Linked DNA regions of Homo sapiens: region 1 is linked to region 2. A link is an interaction called in ENCODE POLR2A ChIA-PET data of the cell type or tissue named here. Cell type or tissue: Panc1. All regions are shown on one strand. Each heading gives the region's core, and the rest is flanking DNA. Links, peaks and the distances in the headings are about the cores only. Region 1 holds the start of H4C12 (H4 clustered histone 12). Region 2 holds the start of TRM-CAT4-2 (tRNA-Met (anticodon CAT) 4-2).

What was found. Peaks named below come from ENCODE experiments on the same cell type or tissue, not always from the same donor. Only the 100,000 strongest peaks of a DNase experiment are listed, where the experiment ranks them.
Region 1: POLR2A ChIA-PET joins it to region 2 with 7 read pairs; 1 of 35 experiments calls an interaction of 5 or more read pairs at or near these places.

Annotation. Positions count from the first base shown.
Region 1 is chr6:27,826,129-27,838,329 of GRCh38, reverse strand. It overlaps H4C12 (H4 clustered histone 12), which reads left to right and starts at 6,770. Exons shown (of 1, transcript NM_003541.3): 1 at 6,770-7,156. The coding sequence starts at 6,803. The coding sequence ends at 7,114. H2AC15 (H2A clustered histone 15) reads left to right here. Exons shown (of 1, transcript NM_003510.3): 1 at 1-450. The coding sequence ends at 383. RefSeq lists enhancers at 50-139, 210-319, 590-639, 6,461-7,286, 7,210-7,319 and 6 more. In Panc1, for the core only: no CTCF peak of the experiment used is centred there; no DNase peak of the experiment used is centred there; H3K27ac peaks cover 1,982 bases.
Region 2 is chr6:26,738,648-26,750,848 of GRCh38, reverse strand. It overlaps TRM-CAT4-2 (tRNA-Met (anticodon CAT) 4-2), which reads right to left and starts at 7,586; the gene lies at 7,514-7,586. It also overlaps the pseudogene TRUND-NNN1-1. In Panc1, for the core only: no CTCF peak of the experiment used is centred there; DNase peaks (open chromatin) are centred at 6,273, 6,578 and 7,328; H3K4me3 peaks cover 1,738 bases; H3K27ac peaks cover 903 bases.

The sequences.
Region 1 (12,201 bases), core at 2,482-7,481, 1.1 Mb before region 2:
GTGGCAAGCAGGGCGGCAAAGCTCGCGCCAAGGCTAAGACCCGTTCTTCAAGGGCGGGTCTTCAGTTCCCAGTGGGCCGAGTGCACCGACTGCTCCGCAAGGGCAACTACGCTGAGCGGGTCGGTGCCGGAGCGCCGGTGTACCTGGCGGCGGTGTTGGAGTACCTAACCGCCGAGATCCTGGAACTGGCTGGCAACGCGGCCCGCGACAACAAGAAGACCCGCATCATCCCGCGCCACTTGCAGCTGGCCATCCGCAACGACGAGGAGCTCAACAAGCTGCTTGGTAAAGTGACCATCGCCCAGGGTGGTGTCCTGCCCAATATCCAGGCCGTGCTGCTGCCTAAGAAAACTGAGAGCCACCACAAGGCCAAGGGCAAGTAGCGGGGCTGGAGCAGTTCATTACTCATACCTCGGTCCAAACCAAAAAGGTTCTTTTCAGAGCCACCTACTTTTTCACCAAGTAGAGCTGTGTTCAGTTTTATCTGATAGTCGAGTCATTTTGCAATGGCACTGGAATGCTGTATGGAGATGAAGCAAAACTAAACGGCTTTTACACCACATTGTTTTGAGATAGAAAGTAGACATTGAAATGTTTACGGTACATCAAGAAATTTAGGCGCGGCAGCTCGCGCCTGCAATACAGCTGAAACAATAAGAAAAGTGAGGCAAGAGAATAACAAAGGGAGCTGAAAGTTAGAGGGCAGAATAAGTAAAAGCAAAGGGCAGAAGTAAGGTAGATGGGCGGGTGAACAAGAAGCGAGATAACAAGCAGTGAACCTTTTGCAGCCGAAACAAAAGAGATAATGTGAGCAAGGACCTCGTGGCCGGCAAGATCTGGAACAAACCAGTTTAAGAGGCAGCTCTTCAGAGATGGGCATGCGTATTAGAGAGGAAAAGTATCCTTAACAAAAGCCCGTATGATAATCAGCTACTTAAGGTTCATGCATATGGGCTACATATCATGCATATATTTAAGATTATAAGATAGAGGCACAAGCCACAGAGGACAAAGTAAGCAACAAACCTATCAATAAAAGGGCAGATGCTGGCTATAGATTAGGCAGCACTGGGAACAGAAAACATACACACACGCACGCACACACATAAAATGACTCAAACTACAGCAAGCTGACGCTGATCTCACCTCGCAGAGGTCAGTCCGCTCTCTCCCACCCCCGAGAGTGTAATACTCTGTTTACTAAACTTTTGCTGCTTTGCTTTGCTATCTGTGTGTGTGTCGTCCAATTTCTACCGGGCACCAAGAGCCTGGAACTGTTTGGCACCATCCGGTAAACAGAACCGCTTTGGGAAGCCGAGGCGGAAGGACCGCTAGAGCCTTGGAGTTCGAAGCCAGCCTGATCTTTACAAAAGTAAAATAACTAACCGTGCCTGGCGTCTCATAGCCTGTAGTCCTAGCTACTCGGGAGGCTGAGACCAGAAGGATCACTTGAGCCCAGGAGTTCGAGGCTGCAATGAGCTATGATTGCACCACTGCAGTCCAGCTTGTGTGACAGAGCAAGAGTGTTTCAAATGAACCTAGTGTCAGATATTTACTTTCTGTATTACAGAGGACTGAAAGCTAGCTAAATAATACTTTTCAGTGTACCTGGGTTCCAGAGATAAAATTGGTAAACTAACCTTTGCTCCTTACTTGGGCTTTTAGTTTATACTTCATAAGACCATGGAAGCAAAATTTAGGTATCTGACCCTTCTGCACAATTTAGGACCCCGTGTGTGTTTGGCCTACCTATTCGAGTTCAATTGAATCTTTCTGAGCATCTATGGTGTGCCAGGCACTCTCCTAAATGGGAATACAATATTAATCCAGATACATAAAGTCTCTATCCAAAAGGAGCTTCAAGTTGGCTTGGGCAAAGAATACATGTCATAATGGACTGTTTATATAAATGATGGGAAAGGGTTGGGGTTAGGGTGTGAGATTACTTTAGAACGTGTTATTTAAAAACAGTATGAATGAAGGACATTGTAAGTCAGGTTTTTTATTATATCATGGTCATATACTCCTGTTCCTGTCAGTTTTTCCTGCTTCCTTTCTTTCACCAAGATCACTCCTTTCCTTCTCAGATCACCAAGTCCTCCTAGCTATAGAGAGGGCCTTCTATTCCTCTCCACCTAAACTTATATAAGCTACTGTTTTCCTCATACAGACATGTTAATGAAAATGAATTTCTACAGGATCTCCAGTCCATTGAAATACATTAATTTTTGAGTCTCTTCACACATTTTTATTTCCTAGATTTAAGTCTTGATTGCAATCACATACAACTAGTATTTCTTGGAATAAAACAGCAATCACAAAAATCATAAATATCACATTGTTTAAAAAAATTTATTATTTGATGTTGAGGACTCCATCCTGATTTCAATGAATTAATTCATTTGTTCCCTTTTAAAATGTCATCTGTGTTATTTATGTGTATAAATTTTCAATAATTGTTTCTCAATATAGAGTAAATGATACAGCTCCATAGAAGGCCTGTAAGATTTTTGAAATTAAAATAAGTTTTTAAATAAAATATGCTGTTATGATCATTGAAGTTGATAATAAAATTATTCCATTGATTCTGTTTCTCCCAAGAACCACCATTTAATCATGAAAGCTAGCTAAGTAATATTTTTCAGAGTTCGTGAGTTCCAGAAGTAAAATTCTTTAAGCTAAACAGCTTGTAAAGTAACTTTTGCTTTATAATTATTATAATTTTGGGTGTTATTTATGCAAACTCAAATCAATGTACTCATAATCAAAACATTGACATGCAAACTTATGTATTAAGCAAAATAAAATATACAAGTGTGATATATCATTGTTTATAATTCCACATACACATGTAAAGGAAAATGGAGGAGCTGTTAAATGAGTAGCTTCACAGTAAGTAAACTAGAGGAGGCAACCTAAAGATCAGAGAGATCCAAGGGGCAAGGAGCAATTAGGAACATTTATAGTGCCTTATCACTTCATGGTATTATATCATCTGTGAAATATTGAATTAAATGAATGTCCTTACTGATTTGATGCCCTCTGAAGGTTTGTTGAAAAATCAGACATGAGGTAGATTAATAGAAAAAAAGGCAGACAAATTTACAATGTGCATGGGGAGAATCAGTGATTGCCCACCCCAGAACGTGGTTCAGAAGTTTATATACCATCCTTGAAAAACAGTTTGAGGGAGGGAGAAGAGGAATTCATTTGAGGGGATTACTAGGAAGAATGAATGGATCAGGGAAAAGAAATTAAACTTGTACCTTATCTTGTGAAATGAGCTGTTCGGGTGTGATTACATTCGTCTTACAGGGACTCATTTTTGGTGAGTCCAGATAACAGGAAGACAAAGGTTGGGGAGTGGGAGAAGGTCAAAGAGACTTTGAGGCTTCTGCAGTTCAGCTTGTCACCATGCCATAGTTTGGGGTATTGGTTTCTGAGCCCCGACATTGACAATATGTACTAAAAATAAATATTTGTTATTTAAATTAACTACTTAATGTGTTATACATAATTAGATAAATTGATGTATTAACATATTTAAAGTATAATATAAACAAAATATTTGTAAATTAGTTGTAAAGAAAAAAATTACGTATATTAAATAGAGGTTGGCTTTCTGCTTAATATTTTACATACATTATCTCCATTGTTTTATTTTTTTAATTTTTTTTATTTTTTAGATGAAGGTCTTGTGATGTTGCCCAGGCTGATCTCTGACTCCTGAGCTTGCACAATCCTCCCACTCCTGAACACATGCAATCCCCCCACCTCAGCCTCCAGAGTAGCTGGGACTACAGGCAGGCTACTGAGACTGGCCTCCATTAATTCTTACAGTACCTCAAAGAGGTAAATACTGTAGGGGCTAAGGGAAGTTTCATAGAAAATCAACTGACAAAAGACAGAATAATGGGAGAAATGGCACAGAAATTTAATAATGTGCACGAGGGAGAATTACAAAGTGATTACCCCAGTCCCTAAAGGAGTACAGAAGCTTATGTAACTTTTTTCATAGGGGAAGGAGGAGATGGGAAAGGTAGACAATTCCTTTGAGGGGCAATAAAGGCTTGTTATGGAAAATAAATGGGCCACAGAAAGAAATTAGCTTGTAAATGATTGTCTTCATAATTTATTTATTTATTTTGAGATGGGGTCTTAATCCGTCTCCCAGGCTGTCACCCAGGCTGGAGTGCAGTGGCACAGTCTCCACTCACTGCAACCTCCACCTCTGGGATTCAAGTGATCCTCCTACCTCAGGCTCCCTAGTAGCTGCGACCACAGGCATGCACCACTACAACTGGCTAATTTTTTTTTTTTTCAGACAGAGTTTCACTCTTGTTGCCCAGGTTGGAGTGCAATGGTGCAATCTCGGCTCACTGCAACCTCCGCCTCCCAGGTTCAAGTGATTCTCCTGCCTCAGCCTCCCAAGTAGCTGGGATTACAGGCATGTGACACCACCTGGCTAATTTTTTGTATATTTTGTAGAGACAGGGATTCGCCATGTTGGCCAGGCTGGTCTCGAACTCCTGAGCTCAAGGGATCCACCTGCCTCGACCTCCCACAGTGCTGGGATTAGTGGGAGGAGCCACAGCACCTAGTATGTCTTGGTAATTTAAATGAGACCGAGAGGCAGACATTATCTTGAAAAATCCATATTCAGTATTCTTTTCTGCAATAATGAAATAACAGGGAGGGGATAGAAGGCAATTGTTACTTCTGGTAAGAAATTTTCTTGGTCCGATTAGGAAATGTCAGAGTCCCTTCGCATGTATGGGAAAGAAGACGAAGTTAGAGGGGCTTTGATTCTGAAGCTTATTTCTGAGGCCTTTCAATGTTCAAAAGCGCTCAGCATGCCCAAGAACCACATTTTGGGGAATCATTCTGCACCCCAACAGTACCGTCACTATCCTATTCTAACTTTGTAGATGAGCAAAGATTTAAAAAGAATAAACAAGTCACCTCGTGTCTGATCGGTAACAAGTCAGCTCGAGTCTGAAAGGTAAACATTTAATCTAAAACCAAAGTTTTCTATTTCCAGAGTTTCAACTCTTAACTACTTTCTAAACAAAGAATTGAATACTAAGAGATTATATTAGAATAGTTATAGGAGTTTTATAATTTTCATTGATGTTAAAATAATTTCAGAGTGGCCGAGCGCAGTGGCTCAAGCCTGTAATCCCAGCACATTGGGAGGCCGAGGCATATGGATCACGAGGTCGGGAGTTGGAGACTAGCCTGGCCAACATGGTGAAACCCCGTCTCTACTAAAGATACAAAAAAATTAGCCGGGCGTGGTGGTGAGTGCCTGTAATCCCAGCTACTCAGGGGAGGCTGAGGTGGGAGAATCGCTTGAACCCGGGAGGTGGAGGTTGCAGTGAGCCAAGATTGGGCCATTGCACTCCAGCCTGAGCGAAAGGGCGAGACTCCGTCTCCACAAAAAAAAAAAAAAAAAAAAAAATTCAGAGTATAACCCTGTATTTATTAATAAGAAAGAAAATCAAATATACGGAATCAAAGTTGCTCCATAATGGTTGATAACAAATCTTTAGTTGGGTCATATAAAAGTGTCTTTTTAAAAACCTACAAGCGTCCAAGCGAAGCGGCTCACGCCTGTAATCCCAGCACTTTGGGAGGCTGAGGCGGGCGGATCACGATGTCAAGAGATCAAGAGCATCCTGTCCAACATGGTGAAACTTGTTCTTTACTAAAAATACAAAAAATTAGCTGGGCGTGGTGGCGCATGCCTGTAGTCCGCGCTAATCCGGAGGTTGAGGCATGAGAATCGCTTGAACCCGGGAGGTGGAGGTTGCAGTGAGCCGAGATTGCACCACTGCCCTCCGGCCTGACGACAGAGCGAGACTCCTTCCAAAAAAAAAAAAAAACCCCACACACAAAACCTACAAACACCAATTTTCTAGTTATAAGAGCTTGTTTTAAGGATTTTAATTCTATTCCAATTAAGTCCTAAAGCTAATGCAATTATCAAAATCTCGAAGAGATTTTATTCAAACTTCACAAAAGGTCTCTAAAGTTGTCCAGAAACCTTGGTGAAACAGATTAGGAAATTTGGAAAGGAAATAATGCGGAGACCCGTAGTACCAAATCATGAGACCTCTAATACAATTTTAAATATTAATGTAATAAAATTTAAATTTTGGTGTAATAAAATCATAAATTTCAATATTGGTCCCAAGTATAGAGAAAAAGTACATTTATGTTGAATGTGGAAAACATTATTTTTAAAATACAGCCGATTAAAAAATTGCTGGGGAACTGATTATAACTATTGATAATTCCTAAGAAACATAGACACCAAAACATCACTTTTATCTCTTTAATAGAAATTGGTTAAATTATAATCAATATAAGGAGGTTACAAAACTCCATATACAACACTGTATACATTTTCTTGGAAAAATATGTGCAACTGCTCTGCAAAATACATGATTAACTAGCCTGTGTGATGGGATAACATTGTAGTTTCTTAATTTCTTGTCCTTTCTTGTATTTCCCACAGTATTGATGTATATCTTCTGCGTTCAAAAGCAATTTTTTAAAGCCTCATAACGTGGTAACAAAATACTATGCACGTTACAAAATTCAGAACACGGAAACAAGAAGCTCGCTTTTTTTTTCCCCCTATTTCGGTTTGGCCCTTTAGATTTCCCCTCCCCCACCGGGGCGGGACTTCCCGCCGACTTCTTTCAGGTTCTCAGTTCGGTCCGCCAACTGTCGTATAAAGGCGCTGCCTCAGGCCAGAGTCCTCACAAAGCGTTGGGTGAGACTCCTCTTGCTCGTCATGTCTGGCCGCGGCAAAGGCGGGAAGGGTCTTGGCAAAGGCGGCGCTAAGCGCCACCGTAAAGTACTGCGCGACAATATCCAGGGCATCACCAAGCCGGCCATCCGGCGCCTTGCTCGCCGCGGCGGCGTGAAGCGCATCTCCGGCCTCATCTACGAGGAGACTCGCGGGGTGCTGAAGGTGTTCCTGGAGAACGTGATCCGGGACGCCGTGACCTATACAGAGCACGCCAAGCGCAAGACGGTCACCGCCATGGATGTGGTCTACGCGCTCAAGCGCCAGGGCCGCACCCTCTACGGTTTCGGTGGTTGAGCGTCCCTTTCTATCAACAAAAGGCCCTTTTTAGGGCCCCCACTTTCTCAGCTGAGGAGCCGTGATGCTTGTTTGCCCAGTTTCTCTTTACCATTTGTTCGCGCCTGCTGAGTTTGTGCTGCTATCGGAGCATGCGTCTCTAGTCGCTGTAAGTAGGCATCAGTCACTAATCGCTCTCCAGTAAATAAAATACCCAACACAACTTGTTTCAGGTGCTCCAGAGCTTACTGACATGGGCCGTCGCGCAGACTGTAGTGCAGTGTCATCATGGCTCACTGTAGCCTCCCGATTAGCCGGAACCTCGCGCCCACCACCACGCAAGGCTAATTATTTTTCCAAAGACCGGGTCTCCGTGTGTTTCCCAGGCTAGTTTCGATATCCTGGCCTCAATCCCCTCGCCTATGCCTAATGTTGGTATTACAGTAGTGAGCCACCACGCCTGGCCACGATACTGTTGAGGTTTTAGGGTTAGTTACATTTAAGGGGCAATTTTCGCAGTGTAGTGGGGAGGAAAGTCAAGCAGTTATAGGTTTCTGGCGCTGTGAATCCAACTGCTGAACATAGCAAGAACTTATTATGCAACAACCTTTAATCAGTGGACCGTAAATAAGTTTAGTTTATCGGTTTTGGCCCAATTCTTGAGAAAGGTGAGAATTTGAATCCTTGAGTAGAAATACGTAGCTTATCAGTACAACAAAGTGATCACAACAAAGACTAACTTATCCTTTGTTACTTAACGTGGGCAGAGCTTTACCGCTGAGAATTCCTCAGCCTTTGAGTGTTCTCTTATTTACAACTGAAGTTGATAAGATGGTATTAAAAGTGAGATTCCTAGTAAGTAAACTTAAAGGCCTGAAGGACCAGTGATTAATGGGAAGTGCTAATAAGTCATATTTGAGGTTATCCAACCCGAGATTCTGATTTAATTGGTTTAAGGATACTATCACCTTGTGGGTTAGATTTGAAAAATAATAATTGCTTTAAGGAAGGAACCTGTTGGTATTTAAACAAAAAACTTTCCTTCCTGATTCTTACATGCCGTCACTTAGACAAATCTCTGGTCTACATGGCTGGATCTCTTTCTGCTAGTTAAATTCTGTGCTACCCTGTGAAAAAGAACTGAGATTAATAAAACGGTAGTGAGAACACAGGGAAAGATAAAAATCATAGCAAGCCCATCCAGTCATGCTGTAGTCATCCTCACAAGGATAGGGAAGGATCTTGTCCTTCATTTATCACCCAAAGTGTGAGTACAAACTTTAAAAACATATGATACTATAGGAATAATGAAGATGTCTCCATTTGCAAAAATTGTGTGAAAAAATGCACTTGACACAGGTATTTCCTATGATTTCATAATAGACAAAGGTTTAATTACACAACTCCTGGCTGAATCTAGAGTACTAAAATGTGGCTGTTAGAAAAGGTTGCTCTCTGGGCCCGATGCAGTAGCTCATGCCTGTAATCCCAGCACTTTGGGAGGCCAAGGCTGGCAGACAGCTTTAGGCCAGGAGTTGGAGACCATTCTGGCCTATGTGTTGAAACCCCGTCTCTACTAGGAATACAAAAAATTAGCCGGGCGTGGTGGCACACACCTGTAATCCCAGTTACTTGAGAGGCTGAGGCTGAGAATCGCTTAAACCTGGGACACAGAGGTTCCAGTAAGCCGAGATCACACCTCTGCCCTCCAGCCTGGGTGACAGAGTGTCGCCAAACAAAACAAAACAAAACAAAAAAAAAGATTGCTCTTACCCAGGGATGATGGTCAGATGCAATTACAGGTTATGAATTTGGCATAAAAGTAATGCTAAGTGTTTCACACTGCACTTACTGTTGTCAGTGTTCTAAGTGTTTTTTATTTACCAATTCATTTACACTTGTTTGTCTTTTTTTTCAGGTCTCCAACTCCTGGGCTCAAGCTGTCCTCCCACTTCTGCCTCCCCAAAAGCTGAGATTACAGGCGTGAGCCACCCGGCCCTACTCATTTAATCCTTACAACAACCCTTAGAGCTGGGAACTATTTTTATCATCATCACATAATTGTTTACAAAAATAAATCGAGGCTTAGAGAGCATATGCACCTCAACCCAAGATCCCACAAGTAGAATATTATTGTTACAGATTTGGTTGCAAATAATCTGCTTCTTATGATTGTGCTTTAAATTTTTCACCGTGTCACATCACTTTGGTGGTGTAAAATTATAAAACAACATTTAAGTCTTAACTTTAAAAATGTGTTTTTGGCCTGGTGCGATGGCTCATGCCCATAATCCTAGCACTTGGGGAGGATGAGGCAGTCAGATTGCTTAAGGCCAGGACTTTGAGACCAGCCTGGACAACATGGTGAGGCAATTTCTCTACTAAAAATACTCAAAAATTAGCTGGGCCTGGTGGCCTGCGTATATAATCTCAGCTACTTGGGAGGCTGAGGCACGAAAACCCAGGAGGCAGAGGTTGCAGTGAGCCGAGATCCTGCCACTGCTCTCCAGCCTGGGTGACAGACTAAGGCTCTGTCTCAAAAAAAAAATATATATATATATATACATATATATATATATTTATATGTATAGACATACATAGTTAAAATATATATATTATTTTTTACATCTTAAAGAGAAACATTATTTATATGCAAAAAATTTTATTTAGGCCCACTTAGCAATTCCAGATCTGACAACTTTTGAGGATTTAAAATTGTTTTTCGCCCTCTCCCTCTCCCTCTCCCCATGGTCTCCCTCTCCCTCTCTTTCCACGGTCTCCCTCTCATGCCGAGCCAAAGCTGGACTATACTGCTGCCATCTCGGCTCACTGCAACCTCCCTGCCTGATTCTCCTGCCTCAGCCTGCGGAGTGCCTGCAATTGCAGGCGCGCGCCGCCACGCCTGACTGGTTTTCGTATTTTTTTGGTGGAGACGGGGTTTCGCTGTGTTGGCCGGGCTGGTCTCCAGCTCCTAACCGCGAGTGATCCGCCAGCCTCGGCCTCCCGAGGTGCCGGGATTGCAGACGGAGTCTGGTTCACTCAGTGCTCAATGGCGCCCAGGCTGGAGTGCAGTGGCGTGATCTCCGCTCGCTACAACCTCCACCTCCCAGCCGCCTGCCTTGGCCTCCCAAAGTGCCGAGATTGCAGCCTCTGCCCGGCCGCCACCCCGTCTGGGAAGTGAGGAGCGTCTCTGCCTGGCCGCCCATCGTCTGGGATGTGAGGAGCCCCTCTGCCTGGCTGCCCAGTCTGGAAAGTGAGGAGCGTCTCTGCCCGGCCGCCATCCCATCTGGGAAGTGAGGAGCGCCTCTTCCCGGCCGCCATCACATCTAGGAAGTGAGGAGCGTCTCTGCCCGGCCGCCCATCGTCTGGGATGTGGGGAGCGCCTCTGCCCCGCCGCCCTGTCTGGGATGTGAGGAGCGCCTCTGCCCGGCCGCCATCCCGTCTGGGAGGTGAGGAGCGTCTCTGCCCGGCCGCCCCGTCTGAGAAGTGAGGAGACCCTCCGCCGGGCAGCCGCCCCGTATGAGAAGTGAGGAGCCTCTCTGCCCGGCAGCCGCCCCGTCTGAGAAGTGAGGAGCCTCTCCACCCGGCAGCCACCCCGTCTGGGAAGTAAGGAGCGTCTCCGCCCGGCAGCCACCCCGTCCTGGAGGGAGGTGGGGGGGTCAGCCCCCCGCCAGGCCAGCCGCCCCGTCCGGGAGGGAGGTGGGGGCGTCAGCCCCCCGCCCGGCCAGCCGTCCCGTCCGGGAGGGAGGTGGGGGGGTCAGCCCCCCGCCCGGCCAGACGCCCCGTCCGGGAGGTGAGGGGCGCCTCTGCCCGGCCGCCCCTACTGGGAAGTGAGGAGCCCCTCTGCCCAGCCAGCCGCCCCGTCCGGGAGGGAGGTGGGGGGATCAGCCCCCCCGCCCGGCCAGCCGCCCAGTCCGGGAGGGAGGTGGGGGGGTCAGCCCCCCGCCCGGCCAGCTGCCCCGTCCGGGAGGTGAGGGTCGCCTCTGCCCGGCCGCCCCTACTGGGAAGTGAGGAGCCCCTCTGCCCAGCCAGCCGCCCCGTCCGGGAGGGAGGTGGGGGGAATCAGCCCCCCGCCCGGCCAGCCGCCCCGTCCGGGAGGGAGGTGGGGGGGTCAGCCCCCCGCCCGGCCAGCCGTCCCGTCCGGGAGGGAGGTGGGGGGGTCAGCCCCCCGCCCGGCCAGCCGCCCCGTCCGGGAGGTGAGGGGCGCCTCTGCCCGGCCGCCCCTACTGGGAAGTGAGGAGCCCCTCTGCCCGGCCAGCCGCCCCATCCGGGAGGGAGGTGGGGGGGTCAGCCCCCAACCCGGCCAGCCGCCCCGTCCGGGAGGGAGGTGGGGGGGTCAGCCCCCCGCCCGGCCAGCCGCCCCGTCCGGGAGGTGAGGGGCGCCTCTGCCCGGCCGCCCCTACTGGGAAGTGAGGAGCCCCTCTGCCCGGCCGGCCGCCCCGTCCGGGGGGGAGGTGGGGGGGTCAGCCCCCCGCCCGGCCAGCCGCCCCATCCGGGCCGTGAGGGGTGCCTCTGCCCGGCCACGGCCCCGTCTGGGAGGTGTGCCCAGCAGCTCATTGAGAACGGGCCAGGATGACAATGGCGGCTTTGTGGAATAGAGAGGGGAGAAAGGTGGGGAAAAGATTGAGAAATCGGATGGTTGCCGTGTCTGTGTAGAAGGAGGTAGACATGGGAGACTTTTCATTTTGTTCTGTACTAAGAGAAGTTCTTCTGCCTTGGGATCCTGTTGATCTGTGACCTTACCCCCAACCCTGTGCTCTCTGAAACATGTGCTGTGTCAAACTCAGGGTTAAATGGATTAAGGGCGGTGCAAGATGTGCTTTGTTAAACAGATGCTTGAAGGCAGCATGCTCCTTAAGCGTCATCACCACTCCCTAATCTCAAGTACCCAGGGACACAAACACTGCAGAAGGCCACAGGGACCTCTGCCTAGGAAAGCCAGGTATTGTCCAAGGTTTCTCCCCATGTGATAGTCTGAAATATGGCCTCTTGGGAAGGGAAAGACCTGACCGTCCCCCAGCCCGACACCTGTAAAGGGTCTGTGCTGAGGAGGATTAGTATAAGAGGAAGGCATGCCTCTTGCAGTTGAGACAAGAGCAAGGCAACTG
Region 2 (12,201 bases), core at 4,681-9,680:
GTAGGCAAAGCTTTTTCAGAAGGGACCAGAAAAGCATGAGCCCTTACAAAAAAAGATACACTGGATTTTATAAAATATCAAAATGTTTTTATTTGAAAGACAATATTAAGAAAATGAAAAGGCAAGACATAGACTTGAAAAGAAATGTAATATATGTTATATGCACACATAGTTGTTATACAACATATGTGTTATGGATACACATATAACAAAGGACTTTTATGGAGAATATAGAACACATTTTAGAACTCAGTGATACAAACACTCAGTAAGGATAAGGGCAAAAAACTTGAGCAGGCATTTCACAATATAAGATGCTTATATGGCCAATAGGCACACTAAAAGATGTTCAACAACATTAATCAGTACAAAAATGCAAATTAAATCTATCAAGGATTAATAGGTAACAACAGATCTCAACTCCCCTGAATGGAGAAACAATTAGTAACACAGATATTAGATAAAGATAAGTTACTTGAAGGATCAATCAGTGAAAAGATACTTGGGTTTATTTCCAGGTTTGTGTTCTTAAAAAGTGATGCATTCAACAGAGCATTTGAGGTAACTGCTAATTAGGGACGGTACTTCCTTCTCTTTCATGTAATGGGAGAGTGAAATCAGATTAGAACTAGTGCTTTCCTAATGAGATCTTTTCTCTCTTTCTCAGGATCAGGACTCAGATTGAAAAAGCAGAGGATGGTCACTGCCTTCCAGGTCTGAGGCTGTCTCCCAGAAGCTTCACTCCTGGCTTCGCCTTGGTAGGGAAGTTTCCGGAGGTGTTCGAAAACCTGGAAACTTAAGTGGGACATAAGACGATATTTGTGTCCCGGTTATAAAAATTGGCAGAAAAGACAAGTGTAGTGTGGGGGATTAGCTCAAGCGGTAGGGTGCCTGCTTAGCATGCAAGAGGTAGCAGGATCGACGCCTGCATTCTCCAGCTTCTTTTAATCCCTAGGCTACCAATGGTATCTGGCCTAGATGACAGTTGCACAGTACTCGTTATTGTTGTGGCAGTATCTATGAGGATTATTGGCCTCATCCACTGTGCCTGGTGCTGAAGAAGTGCTTCAGGAATGAATCCACAGATTGAGATGAAAATTCTCAAGCTTTCTCTTTCTCAACTCCTCCAAGGTTCTCCATCACTTTCTGAGTCCTACAGGAGGAAAGTGCTATTGAAGATGCGGCTATGCCGTGAAGCTCTGGGGCTGGGAGAAGCTGCCCCACCACTTCCGGGCGGCGGTGGCGGCAAGGAGCAGGTGACGATCACAACTCTAGAGCGTGCTGGAATAGCTGTGCCCCCAAGCCAGGCAGTTCCGGGTGGTGCTTCTCCATCCAGAATGTGCTCTCTGATTCCGAGAGATGAAGAAGGCGAAATTGGGAAGTGAGGAGAGAGGTCTCCCTCATGACCTTCTTTGGAAATCCCTATTCTTCGCACTGGCAGGCTCATAGAACTTTGCTGAAGGCAGTATCTGAGAAGCTCGGCCCTCAATCTGGTCCTGCCAGGGGTTTGGCGACACAAAGCACCGGCATGCTCCTAATAACCAGGAAAATGGGTGGGGTGAAAAGTTTCTCCTCTGGGGAATTAGCTCAGGCGGTGGAGCGCTCGCTTAGCTATGCGAGAGGTAGCGAGATCGACGCCCGCATTCTCCAGTTTCTTGTCTGGTTTATGTCTCTTAGTTTGTATTCCCCGTTGTTTCTCCTGTTGATGACATCGGTGCCTCTTACCTGGGAGAAGATCAGAGGAAACTGCCGCCTCCCTAGAGCCCGTGTTTTATTGATCCCCGTGTAAGAGTCTTGTTGCCCCTGCTTCCATCCTTCCTTCTTTTCCACTCCTGCCACAGGTTTGGCACTTCTAGGTACTCAGGTGTCAGTGCAAATTTCCCGTCTTTAGACAAGTACAGCTAAAAGTGATGCCCACACGATCTCTCAGTTCCTATTACATCTTCACAAATATCGTCTCCTCCGGAAAGTATGTCTTTGAATTATTGGTTTGTTTTTCTCTCCCCTAGAATGGGAGCTTCCTGAGTACCGAAACACTGTCTATGTAGACTGTGTTTAACTCACTTCATCACCATGTGTAGAGTTAAGGTTCTATAAAATACGGTTACTGCCTTGAACAGATGAGGTGAGTAGTATAAGGAAACGGAGATCAAACACAAAGCAATACTTAAAAAAATTACCTGCCACATTTCTAAAATCTTAACAATAGCATTCACTAATGTTTTTTGGTTTTCCTTTGTGCTTTCTCCATAGCCCCTTATTATTATTATTATCATTGACATTTGACTGACAATTTTCCATTTGTTTTCAAATGACCAAGCAGATTTTCCAATTTTCTAGTTAATTCCTGTGTTTCCTTCACCATTCTATTTTCTGGTTTTCTTTTGGGCTACCGTCTTCTTCTTCTTCTTCTTCTTCTTCTTCTTCTTCTTCTTCTTCTTCTTCTTCTTCTTCTTCTTCTTCTTCCTCTTCTTCTTCTTCTTCTTCTTCTTCTTCTTCTTCTTCTTCTTCCTCTTCTTCTTATCCTTTTCCTTCTTCTGCTTCTGCTTCTTCTTTTCTTCTTTTTCTTACTTCTTATATTTGATGCACTGATTTCTTCTAATGTTTTGTAACTTGGGTATTAAAAGGTGTAATTTAAAATGAGAAAGCAGTTTCTACAGAATCCTTAGAAATATGTCGTTATAAGCCCCCATTTTCATTATATTCTAAGGAGCTCAAAGATATACTTTTGATTCTTTTCTAAACTGTGCATTCGAGAGTTAATCTCTTCTTGTTTACTTTTATGTTCATTCAATGTTATTTTCTAATTTTTGTGTATCATTTTATCAACATATAAATATATATATTCACATAAGTATACGAGTTATATATACATGTATTTATGAATGGCAGCTGAAACACACATTAGTGCTAATATTGGTGACTAAAAGTTGGAGAACCAGACATTATGTACCTCATAAAGCGAAGCAATGGAAAGTGCACAAGCCCACCTATCAAATTGTCTTCTTAAAAGATTTGAAGCTGAATCTAAGTGAGCCTCTACTTGTAACTACCAGTTTACAAGAAATAGAGTAGATGAAGAAACATGTCAAGGGGCAGGAAATAGATACAATGAAATAAATACAACATAGAGGTGTTTCTAAGGATAAAAGGCCCAGTTCCTTCAACAACTAACTGGCATTAACTCTTTATGATACTATAATGGTAAATATATGTCATTATACATTTGTTTAAAAAAAAAAAACCCAGGATGTATAACACAAAGAGCAAACTGTAATGTAAACTGTGGACTTTAGTTAACAATAATGTATTGATAATTACTGGTTTACCAGTTGTAACAAATGCACCACGCTGATGCAAGATGTTAATAATAGGGAAAATTGTAAGAGAGGGAGAGTGATGGAGTTTATGGAAATTCTATCTATTCTGATCAATTTTTCTTTAAACCCAGAACTTCTCTAAAAAATAATGTCTATCAATTTTAAAAAATAATATCCATAAAAGAAAGACCAGGGACCTTTTATGGATGAAAAGAGTCTTAAAAAACATAAAAATCTGTAGATTTTACTTTATTATTTATAATCAGCCATTAAGAGAAATTTTTTTTGTATGGGTGACAATCAGAAAAAAAGTTAATATTAGATCATATTTATGATCTATTACCAATTTGTTAACAATAGGTACATACACACATGCAAACATGGCCCTAAAATTTCCTAGTTCTCTCAAGCTATTGATTTCATCATTCTCTCTGCTGCTGAGTTCAAGAAAGTGAAATGCGTAATGGGTATCTCTCCTTTCCCACCTTCCTTCCAGTTCACAACCTAGTGCTGTCCACTTGCATGGGATGTTTCTTTTCCATCACAATGCTCTGAGATAACTAAGTCAAGGGAAGTTTGCGCAGCCCTCCAGACCCTCCAGATTTCAAAGGAAAGCCCACCGCTGCTGGTCTGGGGGAGCTGATGGCCTATTCATGGATGAGATGGACTAAGGACAGTGGGAAGCACAATGGACCAACAGCATTGTTGGAGGGGACTGCGTGAGGAAGCAGGAGCCTAAACAACACTCTCCAGATACTGCGTGAACACTGTCTCCAGAGGGGTCTTGTAGCATCAAAAATTAAAGCTAAATGTTGATTTCTTTCTGGTAATTATTTTGTTCAGCAACCTGGAAAAACGAACAAAAATTATCTCATTCCCTTTCCTATTTAAAGCCTGAAATATTTAATTAAAATGATAAAACTTAAAAAAAGTGCTTATTAGGCCAGGCTCGGTGGGAGGCCGAGGCGGGGGCGGGGCGAATCACTGGAGGCCAGGAGTTTGAGACCAGCCTGGCCAACATGGCGAAACCCCGTCTCTACTAAAAATACAAAATTAGCTGGATGTGGTAGTGCACGCCTGTAATCCCAGCTACCCGGGAGGCTGAGGCAGGAGAATCGCTTGAACCTGGAAGGTGGAGGTTACAGTGAAGCAAGATCACACCACTGCAGTCTCAAAAACAAAAAGTGTTTATTGAAATTTTTAAACTTACAAGTGCTGTGACATTTAAATAAATCATTTTCTCTACATACACGGTTTTTGCACTTATACATGTCTAGACACCCTAGGAATGGTGGTGCCGTGGTGTGAACATGGAGCCTGGAATGGCCAGCCCCAAAACCTCCTCCTCATCAACTGTTGACTCATCAACAGTCAGTCAGTAATCATAACTTCCTTAAAATACAAGAGCCGCAAAACTTTCCGGGATATCTGTGCTACTTAATCTGGCAGTTCCTACTGTGTCTTGCCCCCGGTGTGACGTGCTCTCTTCCATGAAATTAATAACTGCAAACTGTAATGGGAACAAGGCAATTGTCTCCGCACTCTTACCCAAAGCGTTCTCTGAGATGTTTGGTAGTTATTTGGGTCCTTACTTGACCTTCGTGGCCTTAAAACAAAGGGAACATGGCATTTGTGAATCTGAAAGACTTGTGATAATTTTCTCATTTCCTCCAGGCTGTGTGCCTCACTCTGAGTTTGCGGAGGGATCAGCCCTTTTTCAGGGCGCCCTCATGTCCTGAGTATCATCCTCAGAATGTGAGGCTTGGGCCCAATCTGAAGAGGGTGTGAGGGAGAGCCAAAATGCAGGGATTGTCCCACAATGCAGTCCCGCTCTGTAAATCCCTTCCTCTGACTAGCTTGATTTCAGGCTCTGAGAATGGATGGGGTGGGATCGTGAAAGGGTGGCCTGTCCCTCCACACCTGTGGGCGTTTCTCGTCGGGTGGGACGAGAGACTGAGAAAAGAGACAGAGACAAAGTATAGAGAAAGAAAAGTGGGCCCAGGGGACCGGTGTTCAGCTTACGGAGGACCCGCGCAGCCCGGGTCTCTGAGTTCCCTCAGTATTTATTGATCATTATCTCTACCATCTCGGAGAGGGGGATGTGGCAGGACAACAGGGTAGTGGTGGGGAAAGGGTCAGCAGGAAAACATGTGAACAAATGTCTCTGTATCATATACAAGGTTAAGAAAAAAGTGCTGTGCTTTGATGTGCACATACATAAACATCTCAGTGCATTAAAGAGCAGTATTGCAGGCAGCATGTCTCACCTCCAGCCGTAAGGCGGTTTTCTCCTATCTCAGTAGATAGAATATACAATCGGGTTTTACACCAAGACATTCCATTGCCCAGGGAGGAGCAGGAGACAGATGCCTTCCTCTTATCTCAACTGCAAAGAGGACTTCCTCTTTTACTAATCCTCCTCAGCACAGACCCTTTACGGCTGTCCGGCTGGGGGACGGTCAGGTCTTTCCCTTCCCACCAGGCCATATTTCAGAATAGTACATGGGGAGAAATCTTGGACAATACCTGGCTTTCCTAGGCAGAGGTCCCTGCGGCCTTCCACAGTGTTTTGTGTCCCTGGGTACTTGAGATTAGGGAGTGGTGATGAGTTTTAACAAGCATGCTGCCTTCAAGCATTTGTTTAACAAACACATCCTGCATATCCCTAAATCCATTAAACCTTGAGTCGACACAGCACATGTTTCTGCGAGCACAGGGTTGGGGGTAGGGTTACAGATTAACAGCATCTCAAGGCAAAAGAATTTTTCTTAGTACAGAACAAAATGGAGTCTCTTTGTCTACTTCTTCCGACATAGACACAGTAACAGTCTGATCTCTCTTTCTTTTCCCCACAGATTGCTTTTCAGTACTTTCTGCTGAGACATTTTTGTATATTCATTTCTCTCTCAAGGAGCCTCTATAACAAAAGAGAAAAAAGTATCTCGGTTTCTGTGTGTGGCACATGAGTTTGAAGGATTTCTGAGACTGTCGTTCAGGACTGGCGTTACAGATTAAACGCCAATAAGATTCAGGACCAGGGACGATGGGATCCCTGACAGGCGGATATAACTCCTCGTTAAGGACAGACTGCCCACCACTCTCCTTCTTTCTCTGTTTCTGAATTTATTTTCTATAAATTCCGCTGGGTATCAGAACCTTCCTTCGGCTGACTGACGCTTTGCGATTTCCTCTCCAAGCCCGGATCTGTTCCCCAAAAGTCTCTCGTTCCTGCTTCTAGCTTCTCTTTTTAGCTTCTCTAGGTTCGCGTCATCGGCTTTCCTTTTTTCCGAGGTTGAATCCCCAGTTACAAGAAGCCGAGAGGTCTTCTTGTCATAAAATTAACTTCCCTCGGCTCCTGTAACAGGGAGTGGGAGCCCACCCTCCCACTCGCCGTGTAGCACTCTGCATCTCTGAGAAGAAAGTGACCACCCCAGCCCAGCACAGCACAGATTTTCTTTGAGCACCTGCTCGGAGTTCCTGTCCCTCGTCGCTCCTTGGTTTTCCCTCATCGACTACATACAGTCTGTTGGATGTCGGTCAAGGTATCGCCAGCCCCTGCCATGGGAACCATTTGGGGAAAAATAGATCCGATTTATTATACTTCAAAGATGCCCAATGATTCCCTGTCGTCTGTGTACCATAAAAATAAAAACAGATAAAAATAAGATCAATGTATTCGACATCTACACCCAGGCGTACAGCTCTGAGGTGATCAACTGGGAAGCGAAGGTAGCCCACCCAGAGGGAAGAAAGGAACAAAGCTGGAGAATGCAGACGTGGATCCTGCAGGCCGCTGCCTCCCAAGTGAGCGGGTTACAAATTCCGCTAACCCCAGCCCCCCACCACGCTATTGGCTATTTGAGGCATGTGGGGTTTTTTTCCGGACTAGAAGTCTTGTGTTCCACCTGGATTTTCGGGACCACTCAACATTCCTGAGCTCCACCCCTGCCAAGGTGGAGCCAGCACAGGACTGCAGGCGGAGTCTCCAGACTCATCCAGAAACAGCCACTGCGCGGAGCCGGGAGCGCGTGTCGAAAGCGCACCCCTAGACAGCTACTGTGGGAAAGCTCTGGGCCGGACACAATTCCACATGCTTGATATTTTAGAAAAGAAGGAATTATACCCTAGCTGTAAAGGGAGTGTGGATTACAGCTATAACAAGTACCAGGAAGGTAAGCTTTCCTTGCAAAAGCTGCCCTCTCTGAGGCTCGAACTCAGGACCTTCAGATTATGAGACTGACGCGCTGCCCGCTGCGCTAAGAGGGCGACGAAGTATAATGCCGCGCCAGCTTCCACAGGAATTTCCTAATTTCTTTCCCCAGGTGGGCTATTTTGGGACTTCAGTTTTCTTCGCCCAGGGTCGCTAGTTCTCCAAGATTATTTCCAATAGGCACGCGTAGGCTCCTTTTTAGCCCATCGGAAGAACCTCACAATCGGAAGCCATAGTGTACTGAACAATTATGCCTGACCTCATTCTCTATTGATCTGGATCTTCGTCCCCTCAGAGATATAAGGCAATAATTACTGTCCACAGTCTCCTTAGTTGGAATAGCGGGCTTTCACTAAATGCTAGTTGAATGAATGAAAAGCTCCCAAACATGCCTGCAGTTTACACTTACCTCTCTTAATTTAAATTTGCATTTCCACTTATGTCACCTGAGATAGTCCCCTCAAAATATCACCAACTGATTTTATGATGAGTCTTCATGTTTTCTTCACCTCTATGTTGCAAATACTCTATTAAATACTTTATTCCCATAATTTCATTTAGTCCTATTTATTTATTTATTTATTTATTTGCCATAAATCTATACATCATTATCCCCATCTTACTGATGAAACTGAGGCTCAGCAGAACTAAATCCACAGCTGATAAGGGGTAAAACCAGATCTTGAAAGCAGATTTTGTTTTCCAAAAAGCGTGCTGCCCTCTTTCTCCCTCTAGATCATGTAATCTCCCCTTTTCCTCTCCACACCACCACACTCATTTGTTAAGCAAATAGCTATAGAATTTTAGATTCGTTGGTCCATTCAACAAACTTTAATTCACCACTTGCCATGTACCCGACATTTATGTTCTAGATTTCCAAGGCATCCTTGGCCCTTTATCCCTCACATCCCTACAAACACCTTAAATCATTAGTTCTCGAAGTGCGGTGCCCAGACCCACCACATAATTCTCGAGGACACATTCCATTTCAGGTACTGTCCTACCCGAAGGCTTTGAGGATTCAGAAGAAATTGAGCCATCCCTGACCTCAGGAGCTGACAGGACAAACTGTCCTATCTGGTCCAGTTCCTATACTCTCAAACTTCCGGATTCTTATAAATGCATTTTCCTAAATATTTTATTTTGATACTGTAACTCTTCCGCTCTGTACTAGTTTGCTAGGGCTGCCATAATAAATATCACAGACTGAGTGGCTTAACCAACAGAAAATTTTCTCAGTTCTGGATGCTAGAAGAGTTGTTAGCTTTGGTTTCTCCTGAGGCCTCTCTCCTTGGCTCGCAGATGGTCACTTACCTTCTTGCTGTATTCTTGCATGGTCTCTCTCTCTCTACACATATTTCCATCTTTTCTTATAAGAACGCCTATTGGGATTTAGGGTTTCGACATGAATTTGGTAACGGGTGGGGCAGGACAAAATTCCACCGTAACAGGCTCAAAGTTGTTTAAATTTCCACCTTCAGATTTGCAGTAGACTTTGTTACTGGAAAGCACTACTTCCTTTTTTTTTTTTTTTAACAAGTATTTTAGAGTCCCTTAATTGAACAGACCATATACCTTTCCTTACCTAGGAATTCCCACTCCAATGCGCGGTCCACACACCCATTATTTCTCCTCATCTTCATTCTTCAAGGCCCATTCTTGATTCTTTCATTCTTATTTGAAAGAATGTAGCATGGAGGAATGTAGCATACTAGTTTTTCCCTCGGAATTGCATGACTCATTGTCAGTAACTATCTTATGGTTTTTGCTGTTATGACATTTAGTATGGATGTGTGCTATCTTTCATTAATATCCTCCATCTTGTAGTCACTGTTTCCATAAGGAAGCGCAGCCAGTGTGAACTACAGTCCAAAACCTCCCATATGCATAGACTGGTTGTGTAGTCTAAAGAAATTCCTGGCTCTGAGTCCTAATTCTGAAGGTAGTGGTAAACTTCAGTCCTTTGGTGTCTTATTCACTTAGGTTCATGCCAAGCTTACGGGGCCCAATGCAGATCCCAGGAAAAGGAGGAAGGGATGTATGCTAAACCTGTTCCTATTTCTACCCGCCAGGTTTGTTGTTGTTGTTGTTTGTTTTTCAGGTGGAAGCTCAACAGCATCCATGCTATGGGTGATTGATGCTATGTTTCTCTAATGTTAGCAGTATCTTCTTCTAATGAACTCTCTCCTTGATGATCTCTTGTCATCTGTCTTGGCCAATGTCAGTAAGGGGTCTGCATGTAAAAATGCTCATAGGTACTTGAGATGTTCATCTTTTCCTCCTTGTTTGGGTGAATTGTTTCTTTCTTAATTCATTTATGCACGTGCACATACATGTATACATAAGTGTGCACATAGGTGCGCACGCACACGTGTAGATGCCTGTGCTTATATGTGTACATACACGTATGCATACACATATGCATTCTCGTGTACATACATGCACGAATGCTCGCATGCATGTTTAGGTACGTGTATACAAACCTGATACACGAATAAATACGTGTACAAATGTGTTGATGCATGTTTACATGAGTGTACATGCATGTTAATGTACACATATGCATCTACACATATGCGTATACACACATACATGGACACATACATACTGTGTACACAATCAATGAATATGCCCAAATGCATGCAGACGCACACATGTATTTGTACACATGCATGTGTGTACATATGTGAGTGTGCACACATGTATGAGTGTATATGTGTTTGTATGTTTGTACGTATAAGTGTATGTATACATGTGCACAGACGTCTGAATGCATGTGTGGGTAGACATGTGCATTTGTATGCACAAGTACGTGCGCATGCAGATATATGTTTGAGTACATGTATGCATCGTGCTTTTGTGTGTAAACATGTATGTATATATACATGTATTATGGGTGCATCTGTGTATGCAAGTGCACGTGTGTATGCACATGCAGGTATACCCACATATCCATGTACACATATATGTCATGCATGTATGTGTGTGCATGCATGTATTTGCACACAAATTTTTGTGTGTGCACATGCATGTGTGCACACACGTGTGTGTGTAGACATGTATGTGTGGATGTGCACACGTAAATATGGACACTTGTATTCAGGCATACACATGCTTTCACGTGTGTGCACAGATGCATTTGTAGGCTGGTATACATGGTGTATACGTGTATGTATATATACATTATTCATAAAAACATATGTGCACACATGTGCACAATGCATACATGTATGCATACGTGTGTGCATGCATGAGTACACATGTGCATACACACGTAGGTGGGTAAACACACATGTACACACATGCATGCAGACATGTGAGCACATGTCTATCTGCACATATATCTACACAAATACATGCATGCATACTGTGTACACGATACATGGATACACATACATCCATGCACACACACCCACATGCATTTGCACATGCATGTGTACATATCTTTATACACTCACACATGCACGCACGTGTATATACATGTATACATACACATATGAATGTGCAGCTACGTGTGTACATGCATGTACTTGCATGTATGCATATGCATATGTGTCAGCAAATACACACATACATACACACATACATACGGTGTACATGCATGTATACATAAACATGCATGCATGTATACACATGTATGTGTAGATACCTTTGTGCATATGTGTACATGCCTGTATGCATACACACATGCATACACGTGTACACACATACATTTACACATGCATGTGGTGTACACAGACATGTATACATAAACATGTGTGCAATCACGTCTACATACACACACATGCACCTGTAGATACAAGTGTACATGTTCTGTGTGGAAGACGTGTAAGGGGAGAAGAAAAGACACACACACAATACCTTTAAGGGTAAACAACCTTTATCCCACGTAAATGGCAATGCAGATATAATAAGCAAATGATATAGTAAGCAAATTGAAATAATAAGCAGACTGATATAATAAGCAAATTGCAACGGGAAGGAAAAAGACATATATTTATATGCACTCCAGGCTGCACTCCAGGCTGCTTCTAAAGGTGTCCCATAATGAAACAATCCCCAATATAAGGCAGGTCCTCTTTTTTTCCTCTTTGAGAAGATTCCTCAAACATCTATTCTTAAATTTAAAAAACGTTATTTATTTATTTATTTATTTTTGAGACGGAGTCTTGCTCTGTTTCCCAGTCTGGAGTGCAGTGGCGTGGTCTCGGCTCACTGCAACCTCCACCTCCTGGATTCAAGCTATTCTCCTGCCTCAGCCTCCCAAGTAGCTGGGACTACAGGTGCATGCCACCATGCCTGGCTAATATTTGAATTTTTAGTGGATACTGGGTTTCGCTACGCTGTCCAGGTTGGTCTCAAACTACTGACCTCAAGTAATCTGCCCACTTCGGCCTCTCAAAGTATATACATATATATGTATATACACACTCACCAGACTATGGAGGATTCACCAACAGACCGGGAAGCAACAGCCTGGGCTCCAGAGTTGGCCAGCTGTCTGCGCACAGACGAGGAGAAGTCTCATGAAGCTTCAGCCCAGTCTGGAACCCTAGCTCTTTTTGTAACGAGTTGTTTGGCATGAGGCCCGGTCACGAGGGCCCTTCGCAACTGGGCTCAAGGATCACAAAAAGGTCAACTTGTTTTTGTGATTGTCTGTTGTTTTTCAGT